Linked DNA regions of Mus musculus: region 2 is linked to region 1. The links are chromatin loops, found by intact Hi-C in ENCODE. Cell type or tissue: heart. All regions are shown on one strand.

What was found. A loop is a pair of places that touch in the nucleus more often than their neighbours do. Peaks named below come from ENCODE experiments on the same cell type or tissue, not always from the same donor. Only the 100,000 strongest peaks of a DNase experiment are listed, where the experiment ranks them.
Region 2: it touches region 1 in a loop (3-fold over the local background); 3 of 42 quality-filtered maps call a loop at or near these places.

What each region holds. Positions count from the first base shown.
Region 1 is chr17:49,982,439-49,990,438 of GRCm38, reverse strand. No RefSeq gene overlaps it. Among named protein-coding and RNA genes, the nearest start is that of Gm52302, 48 kb to the left of the region's middle. In heart, no CTCF peak of the experiment used is centred here; DNase peaks (open chromatin) are centred at 3,128 and 7,688; H3K27ac peaks cover 2,224 bases.
Region 2 is chr17:50,139,341-50,147,340 of GRCm38, reverse strand. All of the region lies in intron 2 of Rftn1 (raftlin lipid raft linker 1), which reads left to right. Among named protein-coding and RNA genes, the nearest start is that of Rftn1, 47 kb to the left of the region's middle. In heart, no CTCF peak of the experiment used is centred here; DNase peaks (open chromatin) are centred at 3,780 and 4,560.

The DNA.
Region 1 (8,000 bases):
GCTCCTTCAGAAGGCACTTCGAGCTATGAATTTCCCTTGTGTGACTGCTTTCAGTACATCCCTGAGATTTTCTTGTGTTTTTATTTTCGTTTAGTTCCAGGATATTTTTTTTCTTTCTTCTGTGATTTCGTCTTCGCCCTGTTCGTCATTCAGCAATGAACTACTTAATCTCCAGGAGTCTGCACATACTTGTTTGCTGTTGAAGTTTTATTACTTTGTGGTCAGATAGAATAGTTATTTTACTTTTTTTTTCCCCCTGAAATTTTTGAGATTTGTTTTGTGCCCCAGGGTGAGGTCTATTCAGGAGAGGCTTCCACGGGCTGCTGATTAAAATGTGAATTTTGGTGTCTGGGTGGAATATTCTATAGATATCTGTTAGGTCCCTTTGACATGAGGTCAATGAATTCTACCGTTTTTCTGTTGATATTTTTGTTCAGATGACGTGTTAGAGAAAGCAGGGCATTGGCACCCCTTACTCTAACAGCACGATGCGAATCTGTGTCTTTCATTTCAGCAGTCCAAGTCTTATGGAGCTGGGTACGCCAGAGTTTGAGCTCCGTGCTTCTCCGTTAATTGTTCCCTTGATTAGAACGCAGTGTCCTTGATCTCTTCCGATGAGTCTCAGTTTGAAGTCTGTTTTGTCAGAGGTTAGCCAGGCAATGAGTGCTTGCTTTCTAGTCCCATTTGATTAGGGGCGTGGTTTTCCATCCCTTCTCTTTAAGGGAGGCCTGTCTGTAAAGCAGTTTCCTGGAGACAACAGAAAGATACATTTTGTTTCTCATTTCCATTCAGACAGCCTGTGCCCTTTAATTGGACATGTAAGGCAATTAATATGTAAAGTGATTCTTTAAAGGTGTGTGTGTGTGTGTGTGTGTGTGTGTGTGTGTGTGTGTGTATTGCAGTCCTTTTGCTGTTTGGTTTGCAGCTTGTGTTCTTAGTTTCCCCTTGGCTTTCAGTAATTACAGCTTCATTTATTTTCCTTCTGGAATCCCTTGGCTACGCTCATCCCTCTTTTTATTCCTAAGTACTGCTTTCAGTGGTCTCTTTATGGTTGGTCTGGAGGACATGAATTCTTTTAGCCTGTTTGTATGATGGTAAGTTTTTTTCTTTTTATAAGTATGGCAGACAGTTTTGCAGGGTCTGCAGTTGGCATTTCTGGTCTCAAGGCTCTGCTTGTTTTCAGAGTTTCCATTGAGCTGAATGTGGTGCGGTGTGTCTTCAGCCCCAGTTCCCAGGAGGCAGAGGCAGGTAAGAACTTGGAGAGTTCAAAGCCTGTCTGTCTGCAGAGTTAATTCCAGGCTAGACCCTGTCTCAAACAAATAAGTAATTAAATGTTTGCATTGAGAAAGCAACTGTTATTCTGACCTTTGTTTTTTGTTTTGTTTTGTTTTGTTTTGTTTTGGGGTTTTTTGAGACAGGGTTTCTCTGTATAGCCTTGGCTGTCCTGGAACTCACTTTGTAGACCAGGCTGGCCTTGAACTCAGAAATCCGCCTGCCTCTGCCTCCAGAGTCCTGGGATTAAAAGGCGTGCACCACCACACCCGGCTTGTTTGTTTGTTTCTGTAACTTAACTTTTTTTCTTTTGCATCAGTCAATACTCTCTGTTCTTTCTATATGTTTAATGTTTAAATGCTGATATGCTGTGGGGAGCTATTTTTTTTTTTTTTCTACTTGACATTCTGTGTGCTCCTTGAATCCCTCTGGTGTCTTTTCTTAGTTTGGGGAAGTTTGCTCTCCTGTCTGTGCCGTTGATGCAGGTTTCTTCTCTCTCATCTATCCCTGTACTGCGCAGGTTTGGTCTTTTCATGGCGTCCCACGTTTCATGGATGTTCCTGTCCTGCATTTAAAAAGTACGTTCATATTCTTTACTTGTACGGTCTAATTCTTCTCCTTTATCCTCGAGGTTAATATTCTACCCTTCAGTCACTCTGTTCTCCTGTGAGGCCTTCTTTCCCTTGTGTTTTTCTAGGTGGGTGATCGATTCATTTCCGCTTGAGTTTTCTTCAATATTTTTTTTCATTGAATTTGCTTCCCAAATCCTAGACTGTCTATGTCATTCCATTCGGCCTTATTGTTGTATTTATTGAATATTATCTTCGAGTTCCTTGAGCTGCTACTTTTCCTCTTCCTTAAGTTCCTTGATTTGAGGATGTTTGTTGGTGTTGGTGTTTTAATTCTGGAATTCATGTAGGTTATTCTCATCAGAGAACGCTTCTAAAGGACTAATGGGGGCCATATTGATTCTGGCAGGCAGTGATGGAGCCTGCTGGTCTACTAATCTGACCTGGCATCTGTAGGCTTCAGTATTTCCTACCTCTCATATCGTTTGGAACCACAAGCATATGGGATGTAAACCATTTCAGGCCTTTGAATACGCCTGAGACCTGGGTTCTTCATCTCCAGCCTCCTTGGTGTAGTCGTTCAAGACAGACAGGGTTATTAATACCGTTGGCTTCAATAAAACAGTGTGATGGCGATGCGATGCTTGTCCTTACTGAAGCCTAGTACAACCAAGTTTAGCCAACAGAAATGTGACAGCAGCATTTATGAAATTCAAATTGCTGTGGTAGTGGTAGTAAGTGACATGGGGTTAAAGACGGGCTGGGTCCTTATTGGAATCTTTGCATCTCCAACCCTCTTGTGCCTGCATTCCAACCCAACTCTAGTATGTTGTGTTCTGTCTGTCCTCTAATCAAAAGAAAACAGAAATTCACAGATGATCCACACTGGGAAATGCTCAGCAAGACCATGTTGACCTCAGACCCATCCCTCTTACAGCGTGCTGGGTACTCCCTGTCCAGCATGTGAGAGACAGCAGCCTGATCCAGGTTCTGTCACATGGGGCTCACAGCATCAGAGGTAAAGATGTGAGGGGTTAAAACAGACTACAAGAGAAAGAAGAGGCAAGGATGCCAAGCCTGTGGACAAACAGGCTTATTACTGACTCAATTATGATAGCAGGATCTGTTTCCAGAGCCCCATAAGAAGGTCATGGCAGCCCTGCGTGAGGAGAGCAGGGCGGGACCCTGTGATCAGCTTTCTGTCCCTTGGTGACCTGCTGATTACTGTCTCCCATGAGAAGTTTGGCTTCCTGTACCTGGCTTGTAGAGTCTGAAGCAGGATGTCACAGCTCAGGACAAGACTCATTAGACCTTTGGCTGGGGTTTTGAGGGGCCTATTTCCAGAGACGGAAGTAAAGCAACATTCACCATAGCTTCCTGCAGATAGCTGCCGTTTCTGCGCCAGACTGAGAGAGTCAGGCCCAGTGTTCAAGAGCTGACTCCGGGAACCTGGCAGGTGCTTGCTGCCCCAGCACTGTCCAGGCAAACTGCATCTCTCTCCAGCAGAGGTGGAGGGCTTCATGAGACCCTAGTGTTGACATGTCCGTGAGCAATCAACATGCACTCTGGTGGTGGGTGCCGAGGAGACCATAAGAAGGGCTTTGTGAACCTTGGTAAGGATTCTGGTCCTGTTTATCCTCCTAGCAATCTTGACTGGGGACAGAAACACACTGGCCAGTTTTAAGTAGGAAAATGACAATAGATTTACATTTTTTTTTTAAAAAAATGAACCCTGTGGCTGCAATGTAAGGCCAAGGCAAGCTAAAGGACTGATGTTTTAGTCCTTCTGATGAGTACTGCTGGCTTCAATGGGAGAGATGGGGGCACAGATACAAGAACTATTTGGCAGCAAAAAGTAATTTTGTTTTATGATCGGGGAAACGAGGGAGACATTAACATTAGCAACCAGATAGTATTTCCTCATAGTAACAAACAGCACCAATGCTGTTACCTAGCAGTTGTCTAGAACCTCTGTGTGGATCCCTTTCCAGGGCTCTAACAATGTACACGAGTCAACAGTCTCTAAAACTGGAGTCTCAGGAGAGCTGTCAATGAGGAACAAGATAGCAGTCACACAAAGGAGAACTGCCTACGTTGGGTCTGCAGAGCATAGCCCATGAGTTCTGCCCCCAGTCTTACTAATGGTAGTGGCGTATCCTCAGCCAGGTACTGGAGGTGAGCCCTGTGGCTAGCTGTCAGCGATGGACTGTATATTAGGAAGGGAGTAAGAGAGCGCCTCCAGAGACAGGTTCCAATCCCACATTGGCTATGAAGAAAGCACAGTTGCTCACTCCACCACTAATACAGCAAAGCCTGTCCTGTATGTAAATGTGTTGCCCACCAGGTATCGAGTTCAGAATGGTTCTAGAGTTTTCTGCTGCCTTCTTTCACCTCTCAGGGTAAGCATTAAAACTTCTGTTAAGATTTCTTGAGTCTTTTTCAAAAACAAGAAGAGGGCTGGAAAGGCGGTGCAGTGGTTAAGAGCATGTATCGTACTGCTCTTGCAGAAGACCCAGTTCAGTGCCCAGCACCTGGGTGGAGCACTTCATAGCCTCCTATAACTCCAGCCCCAGGGCATCCATCCTGTGCCCTCTTCCGGCCTTCATGGGCACATAAGCTTATGTGCACACACACACACACACACACACACACACACTTAAAAAATAAAACATTTAAGTCTTTAAGACAACAAGAAAAGAAATATTATATTTAAAATATTCAGACAAAAAAACTTATACGTTACTGACATATATGAACAGTATAGTCTAAAAGCTAAGTGTGTGTAAAACCCATTCAATGATTCAATGTCAGAGAAATGTTCTTGAGGACAGAGATGTTCATATATTCAAGGCTTATAGAAACCCTCAAATGAAAATGGTCAGGAAGGATATTCCCTATAACTAATGTTATAGATAAGCATCAAACCTGCAAGGTGAAGATTTCTAAAGTCTGCAAGAAAAATCACCCCCTCCTACTTATGGGCAACCTCATCTGTCAGTGGAATTTTATAAAACAAACACAATTAGACCTAGAGGGAGATATATTCTCCAATACCCTTAAAATAAGGGACTTCACTTTGGAGTAAAATTCCTTGGAACTGTCCTCCACATTGATTGTAATCTCTCAAATGTTCCTAAGCCTACTCCCATGTATCCACTCCCAATATCCATGTATCAAGGTCACCAAGACCTTCCCATTACCAAGTCAATGCTCGCTGGTTAGAGCTTAACCTCTCCCATCATAGCAGAAGCGGGGCTGACCAGTGCATCCTCAAACGCGTTCCTTATGTGACCGTTCCTTTGTCTCCTACCTGTCTGTCAGAACACCGTTTGTGTCCCTTCTGAGTCACAGACCTGAACAACTCCTGACTCAGTCTGAGCCACTGACAGAGAAGGGGCTAGTAGAGACAGCATGAAACACACATATACGCACACTCTCACACACATATACACCCACTTCCTCTGTCACACTGTGCACACACATCATACATACATATGCACACATGCACACGCGCACACACACACACCACAAATACATACGCATGCATGCGCTGCTTATCTTTTGTGGTTTCTACGGTATGAACTCAAAATATATTAACTGATAAATTTGTTAATTTATAAAGGAAAGAAAACACTGTTCCTGCACCTTTCCTTTGCAGATTTCATTTTGTTGATGAGGGCAAATTCTTTATAGAATAATCAGAGGTAATGCATTCAGGAAGTACAATAAACGGGTAATTAATCCTTAGTGATTAATGGCTGCTAAGACAATCAGGTAAAAGGCTAGGAGAGCTTTATACTACATGGATCAGATGGACAAGGGTTAGACCCCTGGTCCTTCCTGACATTAACAGTGAGACGGGCCATGGCTTATGTGCCACAAAGGAAGCATGCGCACTTTATAATGATGTAGTCTTGCAAAAAAAAAAAAAACAAAAAACGATGAACTCTGACCCTAAGTTCCAGATATAGCTTAATGACCTGTTTACTGAGACAAAAGATAAAGGACCTTGTTAATAGCACCTTGTGGGGACAGTAAATTGGGTGTTAAATGTCAGACCTGTACAAGGAAAGAGACAATCTCTTCAACAAAGGAATTTGGAAGGACATAACTGTGTTAATAGGTGGGGCAGGATACCGCCTATTAAAAGAAACTTAAAAGACGACTACTTCATGTAAGTTGGTGTCTTTAATTGTGCATTGTTCACATCTGTGTGAGGGTTGTGTGCATGTAGAGTCCAGAGGCACTGGCTCTCCCTAGAGCTGGAGTCACAGGCACGTGTGAGCCAACCCAGTGTGAACCAAACGTGGGTCCTCTATAGGAACAGTGTGTGCTCCTAACCACTGAGTTCCCCAGCCAAGCACTAACTTCTTGTTGTGCCAGTGTGAGGATCTGAGTTCAGATCCCCAGTGCCCATGTCAAATCTGGAAAATCTCTATACATTGATAATCTTGGTGCTGAGGGGAACAGAGCAGAGGGACCCCTGGGCCTCACTCACTGAGTTGGTGAGCCCCAGGCATCTGAGAGATCTTGCCTCAAAACAATAAGGTAGAGAACCATTGAGGAAGGCACCTGATGTGGACCTCTCCCTACACACACACACACACACACACACACACACACACACAGGCACACACGATATCAATCCAGTGTGATATGGGCTACAGGAAAACACAGGATGTTCGGGTGTTAGAAGACATTGAGACTCACTGTGACTTACTTGTTTGGTGTGTGACAACACAGCTTGTAGGAAGTAATTCATCTGTTACAGGTATATTCTGTACAACACTGAAGAATTTACAAGCGACATGGCAAAACCAGAAAGAACATGACTGTGACTGGAGCTGTGTGGTGGACATGTGGGCCTTGCTTTGCTACCTCCTGCGGTGACATGCATTTGGAATGTTCCCTGAAATTTCCTTCCTCCACTTCCTCTCCCCCTCCACCCTTCCTTTTTAAGTAAGCTTAATACAGTTTGTTTGATTTTGTGTTATGTTTGAATGTTTTGCCTTCGTGTTTGCCTGTGTCTCATGTGTGTGTTTGCTTGGTGCCCTCGCAGGTCAGCAAAGGGCACTGGAGTCATGGTTGTGAATGAGCGAGCAGATGCTGGGAATGAAACCCCAGTCCTCTGCAAGAGCGGTCAGTGCTCTTAACTGCTGAGCCATCTCTCCAGCCGCCTAAAGGATTTTTACCAAGCCCCTTAACTCTCTCTCTCTCTCTCTCCCCCCAAGTAATAGTGTGTATGAACGTGTGTGTATGAGTGTGTGCACCCACATTGCTAGTTTGTGTGTGCACATTGTGTGTATGTGTGTGTGCATGTGTGTACAAGTATGTGTGAATTTTCATGCTGTAAGGTCCCTGCCCACAGGAAGGAGCAGCGAGCCCCACTCAGCCTCCTGACATTCTTTCTGAGCAGGACAAGGCAAATGAGGAACGACAACTCATTCGGTGTTACTCATTACAAACCCCCAAGAGTGATATCCTCGCCTGCTCATGCTTAGATACAAGTGCAAAATTTATATGAAGCAAAAATCAGCCAAGTGACTTGATCAATGTCAAGGGCCTAGGAGATAATGTATGAGCTCAGCACCAAGTTTCCTCTAGTCTCTGCTTCTGTTGCAATCTAAGTTGCCAGCTACCCTAGCTGAAGTTTCCTCAGTTTGAATACCAGAGAGATATGGCCCAGCCTGGCAGCAAGGGCAAAGGGGCATTCTTACCCCACAGACCACAAAATACCTTTCAGCACCTAGCACTGAAAGGAGATACAGTGCAGACAAACAAAGGGCATGGCCTAGCCCACCTCAGCAGCTCATGTTGGTGACAGCAAGCGAGGGCAGGGTGTCAAGGCTTAGCTGGGATCTCCAGGCAGGTGACTCTGCCAACAGCAGGCACACAGCATGGTGCTGATGGGACAAAGGCAGGGTGGCCAGCCTTTGCTGTGCTCCCATCCCATACTTCTCTGGGAAAGGTCCCCAGACACTGCCAAACTTGTCACACAGAGGTCTGGGCTACCTTTCCGGTTGGCAGAAGAGCCCCATTGCTGACCCCACAGCCTTGCATCTCAATGTGCTGTGCTTCTGGGTCTCTTCTCAACTCTACAGCCCAGCCCTCAGCTAAGGCTCTGTGGGCCAATTGATAAGTCACAGCTCAGCGTCTTCC
Region 2 (8,000 bases), 160 kb before region 1:
TGGTCTCACAGTCTTTGTAGCTTGGCTTTACTTCTCTGACAGGTACACTCAACTTTTATTGCTCACTCTGACAGGGGTGGAGGGTGGAAGGGCAGAGGGGTTGGGGGGTGGGGGTGGGGTCAGTTGGGTGGTGGGGTTGGTGCTAGTGGATCTTGTAAGTTTCAGGAACTTCCTGAAGCTATTTTGAACTGTTTGCTTCCTGAAGGATGGGATGTTGCGATCTCATAGGAAGCTGTTATAGAACACCCTTTCTTACATTCTTTTTATCCTTTCTTCTACAATTATCCCCCAGCCTTGGTGGGACCCTGGGTGTCATTATCCACCTGCATCCAAGAACTTGGTCATTGTGCCACAGGATCAGGGTGCCGTGAGGAGTCTCTTGTTCTCCAGAGAATCTCCAGCCATTATGAAAGTCAGACAACAGGGTGGGACTTTCCATCCCAGTCCCACCTTAACATCTCCCTGTCCTGTAGTCAAAGCATTCATATGCGGTGTCTTCAGCAATAGGCTCTACTGTCTACTTGTACTGGTGTACAACCAACAGCAGCAACAACAACTTTTATGGTTTCCAGAGTCTCAGGGGCTTCCCTGGCCAACAACTCATAGGAGGGAGTCCACCCCTGGCAGTGGAGTTTTCATTCAGTATCCTTATGGCCTCTGCTGGTGTCCCTTTTCACCTGTGTAAGATGCCTTTTAGATTTCTTTTCCTTTCAGCTACTCCAGCCCCAGTAGGGATACAAGGTAAGCAGTGGAGACTGTGCACGCTTGCCTCTCCAATGGCCTTCCAAATCTGCACACCACTTGGAGGTTAGCATCATGTTACTTCTATAACAACCTTTTCCCGAGCATGGGCAGGATATGATGGCATCCTAAACCACCCTCCTGTAATACACAGTGGGAAGAGATAACCTCGGAGAGGCAACTCTGAAAGCCTGTGATCATCTGTTCTCCGCAAAGGCGGTGCACAACGACGATGCTAAAGTCAAACGTAAGCAAGGTCTAACACAGCACGGGGAGGTTCCATCCGTTCGTGTCAGTTACTTCCTCTGTGGAAGCATGGCTAGGAAGGTACTAATTTAATTAGCTCCCTGTAGCCTTCAGTCATTCTCTCTGAGCCATTACGTTTACATATCCTGGAGCTGCTCTTCCATGGAGTCTCCTTACATTTCTCCACCCTTTATGAACGCAGTGGGCCCCATTTAATCTGTTCAGACTTCCTCAGAGCCAAGGAGAATAAGCCCTGCTCTCTCCCTCTGCTGCACCTGCTGGCTTCCTGAATCAGAAAGGCTCTGGGTGGCCGTAGCTGTTACCCCTCCATCCACTATATATGGCTGTTGGGGGAGTTCCTACCTACTGCCTCCACCCCGAGCAGAGCCTTTTGCTGGAGGAAACTGCACCCTCCTTAGTCTGGGGTATAGTTTCCCACCCCTGGGACAGGTGTAATCATCTTCGCCTGTATTGTTCTATTGCACATGAACGGTTCTCCAGGCTTTCAAGCCACCCAGAGGCCTCTTAGCATGCGTTTTTTTTTGTTTGTTTGTTTGTTTGTTTGTTTGTTTTGTTTTGGTCATTTTAAAAACCCTGTATCTGAGCGCAAATCCTGCCACGTTTGTCCTGGAATAATCCAGGCAGACCACTCCCCTTGCCTTACCTTTCCTTTTTAACAACTCCTCTTGCTTTTTCTTTTACTTTGTAGATATCATTTACATGGTGGTCTGAGTCACTGGGAGCTGAGAAAACCTTTCCTGACGTATAAAGTCCCACCAACCAGAAGCCCCACACCACCTCCATCAACCTTGTCTTTAACTCCCCTGTGCACACACTTCTGTCAGACCCCGTGAGCTGGGGTTCAAACACAGCTCCTCTTATTCTAGTTCCCTCAAGAGCGTCTGCCTCTCCTGTGTGGTCCTCTAACTCCTGCAATTGGTGGGGATCTCAGAAGAAGATAGGAGGTGTTTCTAATGGCTTTAACTAGCCAGTCTCCATCAAGTACTGACTTCCCTCACGTTATATTACCCAGCTTTCCTGCTTCCATGGCCACCAGTCTGATCCTATCCACTCTGGTGTGCCACAGCTGCACGAGACAGCCTGGGACAGGCTCTGTTACTGATGGTTTGCGCAGTATTTCCCAGTTCCTTGCTGTTGTAGATTCTTGTATGGGACCATTTTTAAGGCCCCCGTGTATATGTTTGATACCACACTTTTTTCCTCTTTTTATTTTTAACAGTTGGACTATTTCCTACCATGTTTACCATCTCTCGCTTATCCCTGTTTATTTATTTTAGTTGCCAAGTCAAGAGACTAACACAGAGGACACTACCGCATCACCCTCTCTTGTTGCAGTTGCTTCTTTACAGAAACAAGCTCCCACTTGGCCACCATCTTGGCCTCAGATGCATTCCTAACTATACACAACAGAGGCCGGGCAACCCCCACCACTGAGTGCCAATTGCCTCGGCCCTTGTGCATTCATGTCAAGATGACAAAACTTCCTGTAAACCTGGAACTGTTTTCGAGGCATCTCTGCATTCATGTGGTAGATCCCAGTCATCAGGCAGGCCTGCCACCAGGTACCTTATGGATGAAAACTGCCATCCTGGGATTCCTCCTACAGACACTCCTTATCCTGGTGATTCAGCTTAAGTTGCCCGTCTCAGTACCCACAGCAAGAACCATGCAACTGCTATTATAGCACAAAGGCACACCAACACATACCAAATTGGAAAGGATAACTCTTACCAGAATTTCCTCCTCGGATGCCTCCTCACCCCCAGGCTTCTCAGCTGAGTTGCAGGCCTTGCTACCCATAGCCTCCCCCAACTCCTCTTTGATTCCGTCATGCCCCTGTGCAGGGGACAATTAGGTTATGTGACAGAACTTTTCCTGGAAAGATGGAACACATGCCCGTGACAGACCAAAGCAGAGTTACAACCAAAGTCCAATTGGGTGACCCAGTGAGTTCTATTGGCATTATCTACAAGTGTGTGGGTGAGGGGTGCTTCCAGGATATGCATTAGCAAAGCATGGGTGGCAGCTCACAGACCTAGGAACGTGGAGCACACTGCACAGCCTGCAGGCCCCTCAACAGGTTAGAGGGCATCTTTTTTAGGTGCCTCTTGTCTAAAATTCTTCCAGGCAATGTGTCTGGTTTTTTGTGTCTTTACAGCAGCTGGTCTGAGTGTCTTTTTGTAGCTTGGCTTCTGATAGGACTCTCAGCTTTTTTTTTTTCTCTCCTTATTCTGTGTCAAGGGAGGACCTAGTGAGTCTGGTCAGTTTCAGGGACTTCCTATAGCTCTTTTGAGCTCTTTACCTTCCTGTTCAAAGAGCTTCCTTCCCTACAGAATGGAATTGTTTTGATCTGTGAGAAAACTTAACACAAAACCAATCAAGAGTGGCCCTGAGTTGTACACCAGGGGACCTTGGGGGAAAAGCTCACTGTCTGCATCTGAGGAGAAAGCCATAGGATAGTTTGTCACAGCATGCTCACAGCCTGTTGACAGCGGGCTCACAGCGTGTTCGGGGACCCAGAGTACCTTAGCCAGCTCTATCACACTCAACCATACCATGCAATTACAAAGAATGTTGAAACTTTCTGTACTTGTCAGTGTATGTGGTGAGAAAAGGATGGGTTGTGGAAGGTTTGGCTCCGGATGGCGTTCTCCAGGGACCTTGTACTATGATGTCTTGCCAGATCTGGGGATGGCGATCATATGCTTTGGCCAACAGTGTTGCATTGTGCTGAAGAGAGAGGCAGGAGATGACGGTCTGAGATTGTCGTTTGTATGTGTACACGTGGGTGTGCGATGGGCGTTCACAGCCACTTCCTCAGGAAATCCAGATGGAAAATGGGTTGTTCTGGATAAGGACGTTTATGGATAAGAGTAATTTCCAGGAAAGGAACCAATACCCCCCTCCAGGCCACCCTGATGCTCGACACTATGCAAATGAAGGTACTGAGGCCATTGGCAGAAAAAGAACCTGATTAAGACAGCTCTAACTGGCTAAGCTGCTGGAGAACTCAAGATTCTTTGCCCTGTGTTGGCTCTCTCCTCAGCTTTTGGTCATTTAGCATGGCCTTACCCCACCTCAGGTTCCGAAGGTGTCATGCTTGTGTGACAAGGAGACCAGAATGTAGGTCTGTGTAAGGAATCACGTGCTAAATTCTGTTCCATACAGGAAGCCACATTTTCTGGAGCTGCCACATCTCCTGTGTTCTAGAACATTTTAGCTGAGTTCTCAGATGTGCCTCTGGGCCCAGCATATACCTGCCAGAAGTTCCTGTAATTCTGGTGGTCTCTCAGGCTCTCCCGCTCTGTGGCCTCAGTTGTTGAAATGGGATCTTGTCCACATGAGAAGGTGTCTTGAAAGTTCTTAGCCCGAGGCCCCTGGCTCTGTCTTGTGTTTGCTGGCTTCTCTCACTTCCACGTATTCAGAGCATGATTAGCAGGTAGGTTTCATTCCTTGGGCCCTTTGCTCAGTCACAGGGAGGAAGAGCTACGTGGAGAAGGACACTAGGGCCCCTGGCTCTGTCTTGTGTCTGCTCGTTTCTCTCACTTCCGGATATTCAGTGCTTGATTAGCAGGTAGGTTTCATTCCTTGAACCCTTTGCTCAGTCACAGGGAGGAAGAGCTACGTGGAGAAGGGCACGTTGCCACTCCCAGTGGCTTCCCGTTCCAACATCTGTTTTTTAAGGTAAAGTCCCCAACTTTATAAACAGTGACAACTCTGTGCACAGTGTGACTCCTCCCGAGCACCCCCCCCCCCAACCCTGCCTAAACCTCTCAGGAAGGCTTTAAGCTTTAATTTGCAGTTTAAATTCCCCCTTTAGTGCCACAGCAGTTGGTAGGACAAAGAAGACCAAGAAGGGCAGGAATCGGGTTCAGGAAGCTCCTGGCTTTGTCTCTGTGAACACAGTGGATGAGCTCTGTGGCTGTGTCCTTTATGTGTGCAGTGAGTGTTTATGTGAGAACTGAGTTTAGACGCCTGCACCTGCGTAGGTGCCCAGGAAGTACTGCCTAAGAAAAATCAAAGTGTCTGTGGGACTCTTCGGGGAGACCTCCTCAGAGGATGCGAATTAAACCTCTCCGAGTCAAAGGAATTTTTAAAATGTTAAGAAATAAAAGCTTTTAACTTTATGTGTTCTTCTTGAAATTGTACCGTGACAGAGTTGTAATTTTGTTTCTTGTGTGTTTTGCTGTAAAGAGCCAGGAACAAGCAACTTATAGTGCCCTGTGCTCTGTGATGGTTTGTCTGAGCCCTCAGCTTGGGATCTAGAGTCACCTGGGAGGCCAGCCTCTGGGTGTGCCTGTGGGGTCATCTAGCTTAGCCTAACTGAAGCGAAAGTTGCTTTTGTCCAGGTGTTTTGTTTCAACAACAGAAAGGTGAATGAAGGCATTCTCATTTAATGGTGCTAAAGTCAGAGAAGTGTGGTTGGTAGTGATGATGGTAATGATGATGCAATGGTGATGATGATGGTGGTGATGGTGTTGGTGGTGGTGGTGATGGTGGTGATGGTGATGTTGGTGATGGTCATGGTGGTGATGGTGGTGGTGGTAGTGATGGTGGTGATGGTGGTGGTGGTGGTGGTGGTGGTGGTGGTGGTGGTAATGGTGGTGGTGGTGGTGATGGTGGTGGTGGTGGTGGTGGTGGTGGTGGTGGTGATGTTGGTGATGGTATGGTGGTGGTGGTGGTGATAGTGATGGTGATGGCAGGTACTCTAACCTTGCCTAGTAGTTTAAAGAGGAGGATGGATCAACTGTACTTCAAGTTCTGTTGTTGGCCTCCTCCTCTCAAATACCTCCTTTCTAGTAGCTTCTGATTTGCTTGTGTGTGCACTGAGCTGCTTCCCAGCCCCTTGTGAACTGTCACAGCAGTGCCGAGGAGTGGCTTCTGTGTCTCGTGGCATTTTCTGTGTGGAAGTTGGGTTGCAAAGGGCCATCTGGATTTTGAGCTTCAGCTGCCTGATTTCAAGGCCTGGGATGTCTGCATGCTACATGCTTTCCCTGCCCAGTTCCTGAGCCTGATTCTGCCTTTGCTTCAATTCTTGTTAAACAAACAAACAAAACCAAACAACAACAACAAACACCCAACAGACTTGCAGTATAGGCATTTTTAGATCTGATTTGCAATAACAGGTTACTATGTGTCTTTGTGACGTATTTAAAATGAACTTTTGATCAGAAGTCAATTGTTGATTGTCGCTTGTTCCGAGAAGAAAGATATGTACATTAATGTAATTTGCTTTATTGAGAAACTTTTGAGAACACCTTTAGAAAACAAGGTCCATTACATTTTAAAAATCCCTTACTTATTTTTTTTTTATTTTTATTGTATGTGTTTGAGTGTTTTGCCTGCATGTATGTATATGTACCATGTGCATGCCTGGTGCCTGTGGAGTTCAGAGAGTGTCAGATGCTCTGGAACTGGGACAGGTGGTTATGAGCCACCATGAGTGAGCTGGGTACTAACTCCAGATTCTCTGCATGAGCATCATGTGGTCCTAACGGCTGGGCCATGCCTCCAGCCCCAACTTCACATTTTAATTCTGCAAGTGGGTATACATGAAACTTGGCAAAGCACTTTTTGCTTGCTTGAGTGTATTTTAACTTAGAACAGCTTCATGCTACATTATTTTAGTTTGGTCTCTGTGATAAACCATTAACCACAGATGTCTTGGAGAGGTTTGTTTCAGCTTTGTCGTGTCTATATTTGATAGAAGCTAAGGCAGGAACCGAAGCAGAATTCACAGAGGAACACTGGTTACTGGCTTGCTCTCCACGACTTGCTCAATTTGCTTTCTTATATAACCCAGGACCAACTTGTCCAAGGGTGATCTGGCACAAAGTAGACTGGGCTCTCCCATGTCCATCATTAATCCAGAAAACACTCCACAGACTTGCCTACTGGCCATTCTTACAAAGGTAGTTCCTGAATTGAGGGTCTCTCTTCCCAAATGACTCTGGCTTGTGTCTGGTTGACAAAAATCATGCATTATTGACCCCTTGTCAGCGTGACACACAAAAACATCACTACTAAACCATAGTCTTTCCTTTTTTTATTTACCCCCAATGTCTCATGTTAATATCTTAATATAAACCACATTGTAACTTTATAAGTCTCACAGTCTATAAAAAATTCAAATGCTTTAAAGTTTCAAATTCTCCTTAAAGTAGCCAACATCCCTTTAAAAGTCTAGAGTCTCCCCTCTGTCATCTCTAAATTAAGATCAGGTACTTTCTTCTCATTTGAATGGGAAGAGCTAGGACATAGTCACCATCAAATCAATGCAAAGCCAACACTCGCTGTGTAAATCAAAGCCTATAATCCCCAGGTCTTGGACTCATCAGAGTCTTCTGAGCTCCCACGGGTCTGGGCAGCATCACTTTTCCAGCTCTTTCATGTGGCTTGTCCTGTAGCCTCAGGCGGGCTTCACTCCATACCTCCTGCTGCTGTCTTTGTATGATCTTTGCATCTCCCCAGGTCTCCATAGCAACTGAGGCTACCACCTTCACCAGTGACCTCTTGGACTCTCTTTAGGTGCTCCGATCCTGCCGCATGGTGCCTGCCAAGCCTCAGTTTCTCTCCATGACCCCCTTCAATCTTGGGGTTCCTAATGCAGTGTAGGCTGCACTTTCATGAGTGGCCTCTCTCCACAGAGACAGACCCTGCCCCACAATACACTGCCAATTAGGCAATCCCTGAGATCCATCCCCTCGTGCCCTCAAAATCAGTACCATGTGAGAGTGTGACATCAATTGTCCCAGTAAGGCAAAGGTTTCCCCCTTAGTCGGGCTGGTCTCTTGTTAATCACAGCTTATTATTTTAGCCCCACCAGCAACCACAGAGCCTTAATTCGAAATATCACACGAATGACCCCGATAGAGCCTTGGCTTTCCTCTGAAATTTCACAGACCCAGGCCTCCATGGTCGGCAAGTCTCTCGCCACCCCGCCCCCGCCATGACCCACTCGTTAATAACAGCAGCTCGTTAAGCCCTGAGCA